Linked DNA regions of Homo sapiens: region 2 is linked to region 1. A link is an interaction called in ENCODE POLR2A ChIA-PET data of the cell type or tissue named here. Cell type or tissue: GM12878. All regions are shown on one strand. Links, peaks and the distances in the headings refer to the core of each region. The heading gives the core; the rest is flanking DNA.

Region 1 (5,386 bases), core at 88-5,087:
ACTGCAATGAAGTCAAAATGAGAGGAGTTCTACAAGAACTTTCCTATCTAAAATACCTAAATATCTAAATACAGTGCAATCTGGGGAGAGGAGTGGTGCATTCCATATGTGGGCAAAAGCAGGAAGATTTCACAAAGGAGATGGCAATTAAGAAGGACTTAGGCCAGGCGCGATGACTCATGCTGTAATCCCAGCACTTTGGGAGGCCGAGGCAGGCAGATCACTTGAGGCCAGGAGTTCGAGACCAGCCTGGCGAACATGGCAAGACTCTGTCTGTACTAAAAATAAAAATTAGCCGGGCATCTGTAGTCCCAGCTACTAGGGAGGCTGAGGCAGGAGAATCACTTGAACCTGGGAGGCAGAGGTTGCCATGAGCCAAGATCATGCCACTGGACTCTAGCCTGGGAGACAGAGACCCTGTCTCTAAATAAATAAATAAAATCTAGAAGGGGCCTCCTAAATTCTTTATTATTATCACCCAAAACACCATATATAGCCTCACTTAATTTCCAAATAAACTGATGGTGGATGGATGATGAACGATGGATGGATGGAGTGATACGTATGTCAGTCAGGAGAACTGCTTTAAAGAAGAAATGCTGTGGTTCGTCAACAGAATCAATATATAGCATTGTCCCATTTATCCAAAATTAAGCTAATCTGTAAACTTCTGAAAGTCCTTTGAGGTAGATATGAATAAATGTCAATAAATGTCAAAATTTCACAATTCAATGATGATGATGATGCAAGTAATCTGAGATCCAAATTGAATTATGCCTTCAAACCTTAAATTTACAGTGCCTTAGAAGAGAGATTACACTATGTAAAACAGAATATCCACAGCCCTATCCATTTAACCAGTCCTTTTCCTTTCTTATTGATCTCCTTCCTCAGGCCTATGCAAAGATGAGAAACCTGAACCCTTGAATCAGAAAGGGAGTCACAATACCACTAAAAGTAAACACCATTCACACAGCAAAGAGCCATGGTGAAGCAATGCTACCTTACCCAAAACTGTGAAGTGCCAAAGTAAGTATCAGCACAGAAATTTGTCCCGAATTGCTAAAATGACTGTTTACTCAGGCAGAATGGGATGAGGGCGAACGACAGGGAGAGAAACAGAACAACGCGGGATGGGTGTGTGTTGGGGCGCGGGGGTTGTGCTTGGCAACAACAGTATGCTTATCTCTTTCTGCTGCATTAGCAGAGTTTGTTAGCAGGTGAATGGATGGATGTGTGAGCTACTGTCAGCTCTGTGTATAACTAAAATCAAACTGTATAACCGAGAAGGCAGAATGTCAGAAATAGCCATGAAAGAGATACCTGAGAAACTGTCCAATTGTTAATCCAATATTTTCCCTTCAGACACGAATTCAAAATCTGAAGAAGAAACTATGAATCATCATAAGTAAAATATGCCATAAATCTGGAATTTGTTTGGTACGATTAGAGGCTTCTTTTTCAAAAGAAAACCTGAGGGTTAAAAGATGAGTGGGGAACTCAGGGTTTCCTGGATTAGTCTTTATTAAACTTAAGAGTACATTGGAAGCGTTACTACTGATCAAGAATAAAGTACCTCACCCTACTGTCCGGAAATCAACCACACCAGTTTGGCAGGCCTACTCTCTCACATTAATGTTTTCCATTAGGTTCAAGTGGCTCTCAAGATTATTTTTTAATTCCTATAACCTTTCTGATAAAGCACCTGGGGGGTAAATCAGCATTTTTTAAAAAGTTACATAATACAGACTCAATAATTTTACACCGCGTATGCCTACACCAAACCTCTTACTATCATAAATTAGCGCTAGAGACATGACTATTTGCAACAGGGTCATTAGTCATATGACTACCTTTGTACATAAAGACTGCAGGGTTATTTTATTTATTTATTTATTTTGAGACGGAGTCTCGCTCTGTCTCCCAGGCTGGAGTGCAGTGGCACGATCTCGGCTCACTGCAAGCTCTGCGTCCCGGGTTCACACCATTCTTCTGCCTCAGCCTCCTGAGTAGCTGGGACTACAGGCACCCGCCACCATGCCCCGCTAATTTTTTTGTATTCTTGTAGAGATGGGGTTTCATTGCATTAGCCAGGATGGTCTCGACCTCCTGACCTCGTAATCCGCCCGCCTAGGCCTCCCAAAATGCTGGGATTACACCTTACACCGTGCCTGGCCAACTGCAGGGTTATTAACAATGTCTACAATTACACTGCAAAGACATGGGGATGAGAAACTGTATCCAATTTGATATAATAACCACAATCTAACTTTCTGCATAAAAACAGAAGCTGCAGTAGGAAGAACAATAGCAGGATTTTCAGTTAGTTCCATGGTGTTTTTCCTTTGATTAAATTTCCTGGTAACAAGAAAGGAAAATAAAAATCCCAATCTTTTTTTAAAAAGGGAAGTTCTGAAAATTTTACTGAACTTATGAAGGCAGCTACTCTAGAGGATTTAGAGAGGGGAAGGAGAGAGAGAAACTATTGGAAGAAACACAGCCCAAACTTTAATTCCGTATTTTAAATTAGGAATTAATTTCTGAACTTCTCACACTATCAAGTCCACTTACAAGACAAATATAAATTATGGGGTGGGAGAAGTCTGCTCCCAGCTGAGTAAACTGTAGGGATCCTCATCAAGTATGCTGGCAATTAGCTGTCAAGTAGAAAATATTAGGTTTGAACTCCAGCTCCACTGCAACAGATTTGGTTATCCTGAGAAAGTCATTCAACCTTGAAGCCTGTTTTCCTTGTACACAAAATGAGAACACCATCAACCTTACGGATTGTTAAAAACATTAGAGCTGTGCACAAAGTATCTGGCATAAAATGGGCAACTAAAACTGGTAGTTTTTATTATTAGCTATTAAAATGCTTCTGTTTAGGAAACTCAAGGAAAACAGATCCCTAATACTCTACAAAGAGCTTCTCCAGCATGGCCCAACAAAGCTTGCCATTGGCACTATAGAACTAAAAAAATTAAGTGAGGAGGGAAAGAATAAACAAAAACACAAGGAGCACCTAGGTGAGAAACAAAAACTTAACTACTGATGACCCTCTTAAAATCACCTAATCTGCACCTTTTTTATGCTGGCAGGTCAGGAGGTGTGTGTGTGCGAGGTTGGGAGAGCTCTCCTGCAGGCTCCTTCTCACTATATGGAGCACCGCACCCATGGAAACGAAATATTGCTACTGATAAACAAAACTGCTGAAGCACAGCCCAAGAATTACTTCATTTCCTATTAAGCTAAAAGTGGAATGCATCCCATCTGGGCCCTCTCTTTTGAGGATGAAACAATAGGAACTTTGTTTCATCAGCTATCCAAAAAGAAACCCTAAAAGTGTTTGCTGGGCCAGCCAAGCCCAGTCCCACACAGATGTCACCTTCTAAGAGAAAAAATGATGGAAAATATAAAAATAATATCTTTATTACTTCAGTTTCGCATCAAAGTCTCTAAAAATCTGGTGTCTTTTTCTTCCTTATGAAGTGTCTATGATAGGGTTAAAGGAAACAAATTTTCAGTCTTCAGATTCAGACTCTAATAGGAAATAGGATTATGTGCAGAAGTATACACCCACTGCTGGGTTTTGGGGACCTAATAGTAGTGTGCAAATTTGGTATATGTGTAAAATGTCTCTATGTGTACAGGAGTATTTAATCAGAAGAGAACAAAGAGTAGGCACAGGAATTTCACCATGAGCATTTTAGAGGAGGAAGGAGAGATTTAATGCTAAAAATGTGCTCCGCTATATTCCAGCCCACACCTCTAAGGCAGTGTTTCTCAGCCTTTTCTTCCATTATCATATCCCAAAGAGCCTTTTCAGACATTATTCTCTACTCACTCCTCACTTCATGAAACTTTAATACCACAGATATACCACAAATTTGTGTAACTGTGTTTTATATATCACTGTAAGTTTTTTTTGGTCCCAAAAGGCAATTTTCACCCCCTTGGGAGGATATCACTCCCTTAATATTGTATGCCCTAGGATTCCAGTGCTGTGTTCATGGTTCCAAAGTTATGAAATATATAATTTCCTCCTAACATTACAACAGGGCCGGGTGCGGTGGCTCACGCTTGTAATCCCAGCACTGTGGGAGGCCAAGGCGGGCGGATCACGAGGTCAGGAGATCAAGACCATCCTGGCTAACACGGTGAAACCCCGTCTCTACTAAAAAACACAAAAACTTAGCCGGGCGTGGTGGCGGGCGCCTGTAGTCCCAGCTACTCGGGAACTCGGGAGGCTGAGGCAGGAGAATGGCCTGAACCCAGGAGGCGGAGCTTGCAGTGAGCAGAGATCGCGCCACTGCACTCCAGCCTGGGCGACAGAGCGAGACACCCTCTCAAAAAAAAAAAAAAAAAATTACAACTAAGGACAGTAGACAACAGATTTTTTTCCTCTTCAACTAGTTCTCACTCTGTTTTTCCAGTATAACCACTATATGTACTAACTAGCATTAGGACAGTAATTTAAGTTTTCTAGAATATAAAATCTCATCTGTCTAGAGATAGCTTGAGAGTATTTCAGAATAGGGAGACTGTTAGAAAAAGTCCAATAAAAATAACTGATTACCTTGACAGGCGTTGCCAGGGGCAGGGCCAGGCTGGGGGATGGGGGGTGTCAGAATTCTCTAATGAAGCCCATTAAATTAAAAGTCTACAACTTCTTTTCAAATATGCTATTCCATTTGGTAATACTGGACACCTGCTGCTAGAAAGTAATTCTTGGTTGACGAGAAATGAAAGAGGCCAGGTATGGTGGGTCACGCCTGTAATCCCAACACTTTGCTAGGTGGAGGCAGAAGGATCACTTAGACCAGAAGTTTGAGACCAGCTTGGGCAACACAGGGAGACACCATCTACACACACACACACGTGCCAGCCACTTATGATGGACACACACACGTGCCACTTACGATGGTGAGTGCTACTTGGGAGGCTGAGGTATAAGAATAACTTCAGCCTGGGAAGTCAAGCCTGCAATGATCTGTGATTGTGCCACTGCACTTCAGCCTGGACAAAAGAGTGAGACTCTGTCTCAAAACAAAACAAAAAAAAAGAGAGAAAGAAAAAGAAAGACATAACATATTATAACTCAGACCATTTGTTGCAATCTGGGCTGCAATTTTTTTCTTTAAACCCAAAAGAACTTCTGATCAGGTAAATGTATTATTCTTTTTTAATGACAAATCTACTTTATAAAGTACCCTCCCTTATCAGTGAAAAAGAAAAGGAAAATATAACAGAGCTGAGTCAAATTTGGAGTCAATAAAGGTTTGTAGTTCTTCAAACAAGAACTCTTGCTGTGAATTCTAAAAATAAATAACAGACATGCTGAAAATAGATTTCATTTTATGAAAGATTCTGCACCAAAGCCTTTTAC
Region 2 (5,386 bases), core at 131-5,130, 250 kb after region 1:
ATAAAATTATGTCAGTGATAAAGTAAGAAATTCACTCATTTACAGGACTCATAGCCTCAGAGTTGCAGACCCTTCGCCGGAAGCTGCCATTCATGTGAAATGCTATTCATAACTGTTAATAAAATCATCAGGATAAAAGAGGAAACAGGGAGCAAAGTTGTAAACATCCCAGGCATGCAGCAAGGATGGAGAAGTTTAGCTACAATTGTTTATGTCAGGGGGGCCAAGGAAGGCTGACAGGAAAAAACATTCTTTGAGTTTGTATTAGTCAGGGTTCTCTAGAGGGACAGAATTAATGGAATATATATACACACACACACATATATATACGTATATACATACGTATATATACGTATGTATATATGTATACACACATATATATAGGGGAGTTTCTTAAGTATTAACTCACATGATCACAAGGTCGCGGAATAGGCTGTCTAGGCTGAGGAGCAAGGGGAGCCAGTCCGAGTTCCAAAACTGAAAAACTTGGAGTCCGATGTTTGAGGGCAGGAGGCATCCAGCATGGGAGAAAGATGTAGGCTGAGAGGCTAGGCCCATCTAACCTTTTCATGTTTTTCTGCCTGCTTTATATTCACTGGCAGCTGATTAGATTGTGGCCGTCCAGATTAAGGGTGGATCTGCCTTCCCAGCCCACTGACTCAGATGTTAATCTCCTTTGGCAACACCCTCACAAACACACCCACGATCCACGATCAATACTTTCCATCCTTCAATCCAATCAAGTTGACACTCAGTATTAACTCTCAGAGTCTCAATAGTAGTAAGAAGGTTCCCAGTGAGAAGGAGTGAGCTTGGGGGTGGTCCTGTGTGCCTAGGTATGCACAGGGTTGGTACGTGTATGTGGCAGTGATTGTGTGTGCATACACACGTGCACATGCATTTGTGTGTGTGCAGATATGAATTGTGTGCATGTGTGCATGTGTGTGGATGTGAGTGGGTGTGGATGTGAGTGTGTACATGTGTGCATATCTGCATTTGCATATGCGTTGCTGGGTATGGGTGTGTGTGTGCATATGTATGTGGGTGTCCATGTGTGTATGTGCCTCTGTGTGCACGTGTGTGTGTGTGTGTGTGTATGGGGACATCAAAACACACTAGATAAGATAAGAGCCCTTTACTCTTCTCCTGCAGCCTTGGCCTTTACTTCCCTGTTACAACCTCTGTGGTTCTTACTGTAGATTCCCATTGAACTGACCGCCTCCTCTCCTAGGAGGGCCGGGGGAGGGGGCGGCAGTGTGTTCTTCAGCTGCACACCCAGCCCTGAGCCTGCCTCCTGGTAAGTGCTAGCTCAGTGTCTGCAGAGCAGTGGAACTGCACCCCACACTGATGGGATGGGGGACAGTTAGTGTGCATGGCGGGCAGTTCTCATCTCACCACCTTCCTCACCAGACGTGCTAAGTTCCATTTTGCAACATGGGCAGTCTAGGTTTTGTCACTTGGTTTTTGAGCATTGGTTTTCTTTTTTTGTTTTTTTGAGACGGAGTCTCTCTCTGTCGCCAAGCTGGAGTGCAGTGGTGCAATCTCGGCTCACTGCAACCTCTGACTCCCTGGTTCAAGCGATTCTCCTGCCTCAGCCTCCTGAGTAGCTGGGGTTACAGGCACGGGCCACCACACCCAGCTAATTTTTATATTTTTAGTAGAGATGGGGTTTCACCATGTTGGCCAGGATGGTCTCCATCTCCTAACCTCATAATCCGCCCGCCTCGGCCCCCCAAAGTGCTAGGATTGCAGGCGTGAGCCACTGCACCCGGCCGAGCATTTGTTTTTAAAACAGAAATGCATTTTTTTGAATTAGCGTGGACCCAATTCTGGCATATAGAATAAAGTCTATAGAAATGTAAAGAAACCCTTCTTTTTTCAAAATTCTTGACATTGGAAGAAGTCAAACCTCATGGAATGCTCTCAGTGTCTTTTACTGCAAACCCCAGCTTCTTCCTGGTGATTCTCACGTTCTCGCCTCTCGTGTCCACTTGGTAATCTGACGTTTTAGTTTGGAAATGATTCGGGAACCTACTCAACCACTACTTGTAAATGCTGCTTTTATGAAAACAGTCATTCTTCCTTGCCTGTGTCACCACAAAAGTTCTAGCTTGGTTTCTTTTTCCATTTCCCCTTCATTCTGCACACTTTGCTGAGGCTGCTGTATTAGTCTGTCTTGCACTGCTATAAAGAAATACCTTTACATGGCCAGAGCCAGAGGAAGGTGGGGGGCATGCTACACACTTTTAAATAAACAGATCTCGTGAGAACTCACTCACTATGCGGTACCAAAAGGGGATGGTGGTAAACCATGGGAAACTGCCCCCATGATCCAATTACCTCCTGCCAGCCCCCACCTCCAACATTGGGGATTATAACTGAACATGAGATTTGATGGGGACACAGATCCAAACCATATCAGTTACCTTTCAATAAGAAGATCTAGTTGTATTAAGTGGGAAACTATGAAATTGCCAATATCCAACCTCTCTTGACCTACAAAAATTTGCGGTCTAACAGAAGTCACCATGACACTGCTACCTAGCTCTTGAGTCTGTGTTGGCCTCTCATGACAATGGGTTTTTGAGAAGACATTGCTGTATTTTGTTTCCTATTCGCTTCCTTAGGATTAAATAAGTGGGGTGGTATCCAGAATCTCATGTCCCATCGATGTCATTTGCTGGGTAACCAACAGCAAAGATCAGATATTTACCTCTGACATGCAATGTTCAAATGAAATAGTAAAATGTCTCTATGTACATGTTTTATGCCTCTTTATAATATCAATTGAATTCTATCCTTTCTGAAGTCACTACACCATTTCTCCCAGTATAAAATTGTCTATGAAATCTCAGAGTTGGTTCTGACACTACTAATTTTGAGTTGAGTGACCTTAGACAAACCACCTACTTTTTAAGCTTCACTTTTCTCATATAAAAGTTAGGCATGTTAATAATAGTTAACTCATCAAGCTTTTCTGAAAATTAAAATAAAAGTGCATATAATGTGGTAAATAGGGTGACTCACACCTACTGAGTGCTCCATGGAGTACATTGTACATTTTAAAATAACTCAAAGAGTGAGATTGGGTTGTTTGTAACTCAAAGGATAAATGCCTAAGGGGATGGATACCCCATTCTCCATGATTTGCTTATTTCACATTGCATGCCTGTATCAAAATATCTCATGTACCCCATAAAAATATGTACCTACTATGTTCCCAAAAAATTTTTTTAAAAGAAAAAAAGTATTAAAATTTGTTTTTAATTATTTATTTATTTATTTACTTGGAGTCAAAGTCTAGCTCTGTCCCTGAGGCTGGAGTGCTGTGGCCCAATCTTGTTGGCTCACTGCAGCCTCTGCCTCCCAGCCTCAAGTGATCCTCCCACCTCAGCCTCCCAAGTAGCTGGAACTACAGCCGCGCTGCCGTACCTGGCTAATTTTTGTATTTTTTGTAGAGACAGGGTTTCACTATGTTGCCCATGCTGTTCTTGGCCTCCCAAAATGCTGGGATTACTGCTGTGGGCCACCATGACTGGACTTTTTTTTTTTTTTTTTTTTGAGATGGAGTCTCGCTCTGTCACCCAGGCTGGAGTGCAGTGGCACGATCTTGGCTCACTGCAAGCTCTGCCTCCTGGGCTCACACCATTCTCTTGCTAGCCTCCCAGGTAGCTGGGACTACAGGCACCCACCATCACGCCCGGCTAATTTTTTGTATTTTTAGTAGAGACAGGGTTTTGCCATGTTAGCCAAGATGGTCTCGATCTGCTGACCTCGTGATCCGCCCACCTCAGCCTCCCAAAGTGCTGGGAGATTACAGGCGTGAGCCACCGCTCCTGGCCCATGCCTGACCTATTTTTATAGACACAAGTTCTTGCCGTGTTGTCCAGGCTGGTCTCAAACTCCTGGACTCAAGTGATCCGCCCACCTTGGCCTCCCAAACTTCTAGCATTACAGGTGTGAGCCACTGCGCCCAGCCTGTTTTTATAGAGACAGGAGTCTTGCCATGTTGCCCAGGCTGGTCTTGAACTCCTGGCTTCAAGCAATCTTCCTGCTTTGGCCTCCCAAAGTGCTGGGATTACAGGCATGAGCTACTGTGTCTGGTCTAAAGTCTTTATTGATAACATTTTGAGTGATACTGATTAAAATATAAAAAAGTTTTACCATAGATATTTGCGTTAGCTTTTTTATTGTTGTATAACAAAATACCACAGCATAAAGGCTGAAAAATAACACATATCTCACAGCTGCACACAGTTTAGCTGGGTCCTCTTCTTAGGGTTTCACATTGCTATAATCCAGGTGTCAGCTGGGGCTGCAGTGTGTCTCATCAAAGGGCCAACTGGGGAAAAAGACTGACTTCCAAGCTCCCTCAACGTGGCTGGCAGAATTCATCTTTAACTGTAGGACTGAGGTCTATTTCCTTGATGACCTTTGGCTCTGAATTGGGAGCTGCTCTCACCTAGGGACTGCCTGAAGCTCCTTGTTGCCTGGCTTATCTGTAGACTGTCTTACAACATGGCAGTTTGCTTCTTTAAAGCCAGCAAGGGCTTCTCCAGTCTGCTAAGATAGTATCTTATATAGAACATAACACAGGAGTGACATCCCATCGCTTGTGCTATATTCTTTTGGTTAGAAACAGGTCAGGTCTCCCATCCCAGCACTTTGGGAGGCCGAGGTGGGCGGATCACTTGAGGTCAGGAGTTCGAGACTAGCCCGGCCAACATGGTGAGCCCCCATCTCAACTAAAAACACAAAAAAATTACCCAGGCGTGGTGGCTAATCCCACCACCTGTAATCCCAGCTACTAGGAAGGCTGAGGCAAGAGAATCACTTGAACCTAGGAGGTGGAGGCTACAGCGAGCTAAGATCGTGCCACTGCACTCCAGCCTGTGTGACAAAGTGACACTTCATCTCAACGACAACAACAACAACAGCAACAACGAAAAGAAGTCAGGTCTTGCCTACTCTCAAGGTAAGGGGATTGTATAGGGTATAACGGGTGATGCATGAAGATCACGGGGCCCATCTTAGAATTCTGCATACTATAGTATTCTAATAATCTCTAATAGATGTCCAGTAATCTCTAATAGATGTCTAATAATCAGCAGAGAATATTTTCAGTTTTATCTTCATTGAGTACCATTTTTTTAGATTTATAACTAATAAAACATTATTTTTATATTAATTACATTTCCTTCGCTTTCTTGTGAGGGTTTAGAAATTAGTCTATACATTTATCCTGGGCTGTATTTTTCTGTGGGCTTTCTAGGGTGTGATGTGTGTACACAGAGTTTACACCCACCTCACTGAAACCGTTTTTTTCCCTTGCAGCACTGTAAGGGCTGTGGTAACATAGGCTGGACACGGTGACTCACACCTGTAA

The links. Peaks named below come from ENCODE experiments on the same cell type or tissue, not always from the same donor. Only the 100,000 strongest peaks of a DNase experiment are listed, where the experiment ranks them.
Region 2: POLR2A ChIA-PET joins it to region 1 with 6 read pairs; 2 of 35 experiments call an interaction of 5 or more read pairs at or near these places.

What each region holds. Positions count from the first base shown.
Region 1 is chr15:85,525,935-85,531,320 of GRCh38, reverse strand. The region is part of intron 3 of AKAP13 (A-kinase anchoring protein 13); the gene reads right to left. Among named protein-coding and RNA genes, the nearest start is that of AKAP13, 150 kb to the right of the region's middle. In GM12878, for the core only: no CTCF peak of the experiment used is centred there; no DNase peak of the experiment used is centred there.
Region 2 is chr15:85,277,100-85,282,485 of GRCh38, reverse strand. No RefSeq gene overlaps it. Among named protein-coding and RNA genes, the nearest start is that of MIR7706, 100 kb to the left of the region's middle. In GM12878, for the core only: no CTCF peak of the experiment used is centred there; a DNase peak (open chromatin) is centred at 2,016.